Linked DNA regions of Homo sapiens: region 1 is linked to region 2. A link is an interaction called in ENCODE POLR2A ChIA-PET data of the cell type or tissue named here. Cell type or tissue: OCI-LY7. All regions are shown on one strand. Each heading gives the region's core, and the rest is flanking DNA. Links, peaks and the distances in the headings are about the cores only.

Region 1 (4,414 bases), core at 340-4,339, 66 kb after region 2:
CAACCTCCACCTCCCGGGTTCAAGCAATTCTCCTGCCTCAGCCTCCCAAGTTGCTGGGATTACAGCTGCCCACCACCATGCCTAGTTAATTTTTGTATTTTTACTAGAGACAGGGTTTCACCTTGTTGGCCAGGCTGGTCTCGAACTCCTGACCTCAGGTGATCCGCTCACCTCGTCCTCCCAAAGTGCTGGGATTACAGGTGTGAGCCACTGCCCCCAGCCGGAATTTCTTTCTTATTCAAGAAAATCTGGTTGATTGTAAGACCAGTTGGATATCTGAATCCGCCCCCCAAGTTAGGCCTAATAAATGCTAGTGCAATTGGAATGCTAGACCATGCATAGAAAATCATCGGAATTATTAGGCAGTGAGTACATATTTCTCTCTAAACAATTTGAGAGACAGGTTTGTTCATTTGAACTTAGGCTGCAGATGTGCTAATATTATGGCTGACATCTGACAGATGAAAAGATAGTCACTCCCAAATGGAAGGCACAGAGGGAAAGAAGTAAATGACCACGTGTCACTGCCAGTCACTGTTCTGGGAACTATGTGCTCACTGTTTCCTTAGCACTTCAAAACAACTGTATTAGGCGATTATAATTCCATTTTTTTGGTTAAAGAATTAACATTCAAATAAGTTAGGTAATTTTCTGAAGGTCATACAGCCTTTTAAAAAGTGACACTGAAGGAATTTGATTGCAGGTCTGTCTGACCCAGAGTTAGGTTCATTCCTTTCCCTGCTAACACCTTCTCAGCATATATATATATATATATATATACACACACACATATATTCCAAGATATATATATATTCCAAGATATATATATATATGCCAAGATATATATATATATTCCAATATATATATATTCCAAGATATAGATATTCCAAGATATAGATATATATATTCCAAGCATATATATGATGTTTTATATATAATGTATAAATAACACATGTTTTATATATACAATGTGTGTATACATATATAATATATGTTATATATTATATATGTATACATGTTATATATGTATATACTATATATATAAAATAGATATATATATCTCCCTGTATACACTATCTTAGTTTCCTTCAAGATCATGAGTATGTTTTGTATGTGGACTACATTTTACAGATTAAATGATGCAGGGAACCACAGAATTGAAGCTAAATGATTTAGGAAAGCAAATTCAAAGTTAAGTCAGAGAACCTTGAGTACCAAATCTAGGGAAACTCATCCAATTGAAGCTAAAATGAAACTGAAATTGGAGATCTGCAGCTTAAACAAAACAAATTTGCCTTTCCAAGGACCAACATAACTAAAGAAAAAATCTTTGTCTTTGGATGAGGCAGGATAAACCATCCAAAATGGAGTAAGACTCAAAGAGCTAGGATTAGTAGAAGGAAAAAAACGATTTAAAAAATAGTTCATAAAAAGATTGAGCAATCTATACACTGGTTGTACCTGTTCCTGAATTTAAATTAGATGTTTTAAAATTAGCCAATCTCATGTGCTGTGCTGTGGTGGACAAGGAACTGGAATTGTAGATAGCAGAAATTGCTAGAGGAGTATAAGCAAAAATGCCTGTGGATTCAAGACAATGGTCTTTGGGAGAGAACCCCAATAGCTTGGATAGTGGCATTGGTAAATTACTCAGAGAAACATTACTAAAATTTGGTTAGGGGATCATCAGTTGTCCCTTTGTCAAATCACACCCCCAGAGCTGGATGGAAAATAAACTTATGTTTATTAATGTGTTTTATTGGAAGTGAAGATGGGATGGGAAGATGGAGGCAGGAGAGGGAAACTGGAATTATTCAAGAGGAACTTTTTCTGGCTTAAATTGGCCTTCCCAATACATTTACCTGTTCCAAAGCCGACCATGTGAAAACAAAGGGCACAGTCAAAACTGTCCAGAGTCATGCAGAAATGTTCAGAGATGCAAGGGGTGTGGTTGCCTATGTTAATGGTATTTAGGGCTTCCTGTCAGCTTAAGAAAAAGGAAGTGCAGAAGTGAGAATGTGTGTGTGCTAGTGTGTGAGTTTCTCACTGTATGTGTGAGTTTTGTTGTGTGTTTCCGGGAGAGGGAAGGGAGGCTGGGGGGAGGGTGCAGACATGAAGGAAGTGCAGTAGATGTGGCAGTTTGGTCTATCTTGGAATCAGTTTGTGATGCTTCCGTGGTGCTGAATATCGCTCTCCATTTCTTCAGGTCTGGGAATGATTGTCTTTAATTACCTGTTTGGTTTTACTCTCGTATTTCTGGGATACCACATCTGTTTTTAATTTTCTCTCAATTACAAAAGCAATATATATTGAATGAAGAAAATTTGGAAAATATAGAAGACAGGGAAAATAAAATAAAACTGGCTCATAATTCTGTCATCCTGCAATAACGACTATTAACATTTTGTTGTGTATCCTTCCAAGTATTACTGAGATTTACAAAACTGGGCTATTACTCCACCTATTGCTTTATATCGTGTTCTTTTCCCTGGACTTTTATCTCTGTTTTCTTTCTGTGCCAAACCCTCAAATATTCTTTGTACTTTAGTGTCTCACTCGGGCAATTCTCCACCTTCATGTTACTCCCTGTCCATTGCCTTCAACCCATGTTCTGTCCCAGTGACTTCCTCCATGTCTTTCTTTAGAGTCCATGATTCTTCCATAAAAATCCCTTCTTTGCTTTATACATTCAAAGCCCTTTTTGTAATCACCCTGATAAACCTCAACCTTCATAAAATCTAACTACCTTTCTTTTCCATGTTAACCACATTGCTGGAGAAAACCATGCAACTGTGCTGACTCCTCAAAATGCTATTCCTCAAACATAATGTCCCCATAAGAAATGAAGTGTGCTTCTACCTCCAGGCCTCTTAGTGTTCCCTCTGCCCAGACTTCTCTTTCTTGAGCTGTCTTCTGAGGCTTATTCCTCTACATTCAGGTTTTTCCTCAAATGTTATCACTCAACTCAGCACAAACACCTATCAGTGGCCTCAGTGCACTCTATTGAAGTGATCGAATCACTGCAGTCTCCTTTATTTCAGCACGTAGACTCCTTGAAGAGAAGAGTCATACTTAGTGAAGTCTTGTCACAGAGTCAGTGCTCAATAAATGTCTGCTAAATAAAATAATAAATGGAAAAAATCCACTTTTTTCTTCTTCTTCAGGTGGCAAAGGAATTTCAGCCACATTATCATATTTGATTCTTTCAAAAAACCCGCGATATTGATTTGATGACAGTATTTTGGATATTATATATGTGTGTGTATATATATATGTGTGTATATATATGTGTATATATGTGTGTATATATATGTGTGTATATATTTGTGTATATGTGTGTATATATAAGTGTGTATATATATGTGCATATATATGTGTATATATGTGCATATATATGTGTGTATATATGCGTGTATATATATGTGTGTGTATATATATATACACACACACATTTTTAACAGGACTTCAAGTTCACAACACTAGCAAGGGGGAAAGATCAAGCTTGGTGTTACTTTCACTCTACCACACGTCTCATACTTCTGTATCAAAGTAGTCCTAAAAACAGAAAAAACTGTCTAGCCTGGATGCTATGTATTGCTGTAGCTGAATACATTCTGCTGAAGCATGACATTTATATTAAGTGTCCAAAATTCATTTATCTCACTATTATCTTTAACTTGGTACAAATTAGTGTACTATTATCCTGTTACATGTTTGCTGCAATATTATCTGTTTTATAACTTACAAATTAAATTAAATTTTTTGACTCTTTTCCTCCTTCAAGAAAAGATGCCACTCCAAAGGATGCCTCCTATTCATCCCATGACTTCCCAGAACTTCTTGCATACGTTAAATGTCTCCAGACATCTGTATAAACCCAATCTGGGAAATAACATGCTTTACCACACAGTCTTTCCCCATTGTGGATTAAAGGCAGGACTTGATAATGTTGCTATTTGTATGTCAGTGAGTATAATGAGAAACACCAACTCAGTTAAATGGCATATACTTCCAATGCAAAATTGTTGATCAATATCCTGGCTCAAAGGGTTATCAGAGATGTATGATATCTGGACATGTTTTTGAGACATTTTACAACATAGATGTAAAGAAACTCTTCTTGACTCTCCTAGATATATAGCCAGACTTCACTCTTCCCTCATCTGAACAACTAATGAACCTCATGTGGATAACTATAAAATTTATTGCAAATATTTGGAAGATATAATGTCCCCAAGAGAGAAAAAAATTAATAAAAGCTTATATATCTGGAATGAAAAAAACATAACTAGGGAAGACAAAGTTTCATGTTACTTGATTCCTAGATACACCTGCTCAACCTTACAGAGTTCTGAGTCATAATAGAGGGATAAAAAATGCAATATGAGAAATACCAATGCATATTTTGATTGGA
Region 2 (4,414 bases), core at 228-4,227:
AAATTGGTTAATGCCATCAGTTAATCCGTACTTCCAGCCATGAAATACAACCAAAATGTTTCAGTTACATTACTAAAGGAAAGCTTAAATGACTGAAATGTTTGATATATCAAAGAAGTATCTAATATATTTTCAGAACATTTCCTTCAACAGGTGTTTCAGAATGAGACTGACTATACCTAAACATCCATTTGTTAAGCCAATTAACTGCTTTCAGATCACTTCATTGACACATTGCGTATTAAATTATGATGATTTGTAAGCTTTTATTAACTGTAACCTGACATGTATTAAGAAGCAATCTTGTGCTCAAAACTTTTCCAAAATGATAATCTGCCAGAATTCTATCTTAAAGATTTAATACTTTTTATTTTAAAAAGGTATCACAGAAATACAAGTAAAAATAATTATCAAAATTATAGTACAAGTTAGAAAACATAGTTTACATTTTAATGTTTTAATTTTACCAATTTTAGTATTTTCAAATTCCTGTGCTGGTATTTTCTATAAGCTTTAATAGTTGTTGCCATGTTCAAAGAAAGTATTATTAGGCTGGGCATGGCATGGTGGCTCATGCCTATAATCCCAACATTTTGAGAGGCCAAGGTGGGTGGATCACCCGAGGTCAGGAGTCCGAGACCAATCTGGCTAACATGACGAAACCCTCTCTCTACTACAAATAACAAAAATTAGCTGGACATGGTGGCAGGTGCCTGTAATCCCAGCTACTCGGGAGGCTGAGGCAGGAGAATCGCTTGAACCCAGGAAGCAGGGGTTGCAGTGAGCTGAGATTACACTACTGCACTCCAGCCTGGGTGACAGGGTGAGACTCCATCAAAAACAATAACAACAACAACAAGAAGAAAGTATTATTAAATTATAAACAAGAATACTCTTCTTGTTGAATTTCTGTTTTCTAATATATAGTCTCTTTAAAATATTATCCTACTATATTATTACAGAATAATGTTGTATTTTGGGGTGAAATTTGCATCTTTGCAAGCCACCATACTGTCAAGAAACATTTTGGAGTGAAATATAAAACCTATGAATTTTTACTCTAAAATGAGCTCATCAGAAATGTTGTTTCTCAGAAACAATAAAGAGCCCTGTTAACTGAAAAAAACTAAACTCTGTCTTTCAACTTCTGTGCTGCTATCTGTCCTCCTCTTCTCCTTCCCTGCCCTTGTCCTGCACTAGAACTACACTAGAGACTCTTATTTGATCAGTCACAATTCTTGGTTCAAATCTTCCTTATTTTTTATACTAGCCAAGTCCTGAGAGATATGGGTAGATGCCAAATGAAAAGAAGAGGCTGTAGACAGTGCAGCTCCACTGCTTGGCAGGCAGGAGACCCCATGAGTATATACCAGTCCCAAAAACATGGCAAGACAATTGTTCAGTTCTTATTCTGGATCGTAGAGACAATTTGGCCAACCAGTTCCTCTTTTAGATTTCAAAAGCCCTCAAGATTGATTAAATCCAACTTATACACAGCTATTATCATCTGTAACCCAGGAATGTAGAGGGAAATTCTGCAGTAGGAGTACAAGTCTGAGAATGTAGAGAAATTTTCATGGACTAAGGTACTGGGTTTGTTGGGGACCAGGGAGAGAAAACATCAAGTGGGGAGAGTTCTTAAGAAAGAGAGGAAAAAGAAGCATTAGCAAAGGGAGAGGAATTAAGCCAAACATTTAATAACTAATCACAAGTAACTTTTCTGGTAAGAAAATAGAAGAGTTCTGCCTTTTATAGGGTAGAGCCAAAAATCTCCTATACATGTGAGTGAGGCTATTATCATTTTACTTGCTGTGCTGTGGAGAAGTGATTTGGGTTTGGAGAGTAAGGACATAGTAGAGGTCCTCATTCAGAGTGATACTTTGTAACCTCTATGGTGAAAAAGGACAAATTTCCCCATAGCTTGTTATAATAAAAGGGATTCAGAAGCAGCTGTGCCCTCCTAGGCCCTGGAATGAAAGGGTCTGCTAGAAAGCACTGGAGCAAGTCTGATCAGCCCACCTGAATGCAGGGAGGCTCCTGGGGCTGAGGCCGGGAGGGGAGAGAACGCGGAAAGAGGAGGCTTTTTGAAGTGCGGGAGAAAAATAAAGAATATAGAATTCTGGTTGCAGTAGGAAAACAAAGGAAAACAGATACAATAGCTGAGGGTAAATAAGAGGTTGTACCAAGAGAGCAGCAGGAAGAAGATGGCTCATGAAGATAGAGAGCACTTCATGAGAGGGAGCTTTGTCTGAATCCCAGGATGAAAAGCCAAGAGGAGGAAAAGCATCATAGAACTGAATGGAGGGAAAAGCAAAGGAAAATGAGAACAATAGGCCTTCTGTAGACGGGACCTAGGCCCAGGACAGACAGAGGGAGGGCCATCTAGCCAGAGCCAAGGCTAAAGCTTCACACCTAAGAAGTAAGAAAGGAAACGAGCCTTCGAAGAATTCAACATAAAATTTTACAAAATTGGAGCCAGTACAGCTTAAAGTAGAAATATATTTTGATACTTTACTATATAGCCACTAGAGATGCAGCATATGAAACTCGGAAAGCAGAAAAACATGGTCTTCATTTAATATGAATCAAAAGGCTGAATATAAGGAGTAAAATTTATTTTAGACCCAGGTCCTGGATTTAGGATTTATAAGTGGCCAAAAATAAAAGATGCCTTCTGGACAAGATTATCATCAGAATAAAGATTTTCAAACTGTGCATATGTAAGGCATTTAAAGGATAACAGAATGGGTATTCTAACTTCTAGCATATGTCAAACACTGAATCTTACCAACTGTAGGAAGCAGGCAGGAAGCTCCTCCGGTGGTTGCCAGTTTTCCAAACAAGAAAAAGGAAATCACAAGGTCACATAACAAATGAGGCAATTTAGGCGATGTTCTTTGGAATTATGCACACTTATGTTTGAGTCCCTGTTTTAAAGTTGCTAGTTCTGTGACATTGAACGAATTATCTAATCTCTCTGGACTTTAGCTTTGTCACCTCAAAAATGGGAAGAATGGTACTTTTCTATATGATTGCTATGAAGATTGAAAAATGTGTATAAAGAACTTACTAAAGTGTAGGATTATACTATTGTTGCTTTATAAATATTGTTGAAAATGTGGAGTCAGACTAGGACCTGGAACTTCAGATTCCTACTCCAGGTTCTTTCAACCAAACTCTGCAGCTCAATATGAGACACAGATTGAAAACATGCTTATGGTTATGATAAAAAGATGAAAGAAGATCAGAAAGAAAATGTAGGAAATAGTTTTATAAAAGATACGAGAAGGTGTTTCAACTGAGACACAGGAAAAGATGATAGGAATAGTCCTAAAAATAACCAAAATGTGATCTGTGGATTTAAATATTTCCAAATGTATGAAATAGGATTGATCACTACTTATTTACATATGTATGTTAAAAGTACAATTCTATAATCATTACAAATTACTCAACCGATTTCGTGTTTGTGTTTATTAAGACAAGCCAAAAGGTGTATGTTGTGGGGAGTGGTGGGGAACTTATGCAAAATGCATCATGAGTGTTACAAACAGACAATGAAATTTTGCCCAGGTTGCCAAATTTTTAATAACAAAACAATTGGAAGACAATTACTATTTAAAATGTGAGCAGTTATTACAATGTAAATATAGGTTTTCTATATTTACATTGTATATTTATTACAATGTAAATATAGCCTATATTTACATTGTATATTTATTACAATGTAAATATAGCCTATATTTACATTGTATATTTATTACAATGTAAATATAGGCTATATTTACATTGTATATTCTATATTTACATAATATATTCTATATTTACATTGCATAGACCTCTACTTATAAGAAATTTAATAATATCCATTTTATTTTAACACTCAGAATACTTGTAGCACCCATCATTCTTTTGATTCTTCTCAACCTTCTGGACAAACATTCTCAAAACTTGCTTTTAAATTCCTAATCTAAGCATCCCTAATTCATCTTTTTAGTTACGTCTGTAGTGAGACATAAAAGACAAGACAACCACCAACATCCCTGGTATCCCAGATCATATAAATCACAGTTGAAAACTCAAAGCCAAGTTTGTGATTCATTAGATGTGCACAGAAACATCCAAGTTACTAGTTTCTTTGGAATTTACTAGAGGTTTTAAGGAAATGCTTAAGCTGAGCTATTGCACACACACCAAAGAAACTCAATATTTCAAGCTTTTGAAAAAGACATTGTGTTTCAAAGTGAAATTGTTATGGGATCCTTGGGGGTATTGCTTTTCTGGTCAGAAACCTCTGTGGATGGTGGCACCTTCACCCAAATTTTGCTTGGGCCCACTGGGCTTACTTGTTTTGGCAGGCTGTGCTTGGCTCACACTACTGTCCTGGATCCCATGCCTCTGAAGAGGCTAGAGC

What was found. Peaks named below come from ENCODE experiments on the same cell type or tissue, not always from the same donor. Only the 100,000 strongest peaks of a DNase experiment are listed, where the experiment ranks them.
Region 1: POLR2A ChIA-PET joins it to region 2 with 16 read pairs; 4 of 35 experiments call an interaction of 5 or more read pairs at or near these places.

The regions. Positions count from the first base shown.
Region 1 is chr1:198,555,082-198,559,495 of GRCh38, forward strand. No RefSeq gene overlaps it. Among named protein-coding and RNA genes, the nearest start is that of ATP6V1G3, 17 kb to the left of the region's middle. In OCI-LY7, for the core only: no CTCF peak of the experiment used is centred there; a DNase peak (open chromatin) is centred at 2,020; H3K4me3 peaks cover 1,005 bases; H3K27ac peaks cover 1,459 bases.
Region 2 is chr1:198,488,974-198,493,387 of GRCh38, forward strand. The region is part of intron 1 of LOC105371677 (a long non-coding RNA gene); the gene reads right to left. Among named protein-coding and RNA genes, the nearest start is that of ATP6V1G3, 49 kb to the right of the region's middle. In OCI-LY7, for the core only: no CTCF peak of the experiment used is centred there; no DNase peak of the experiment used is centred there.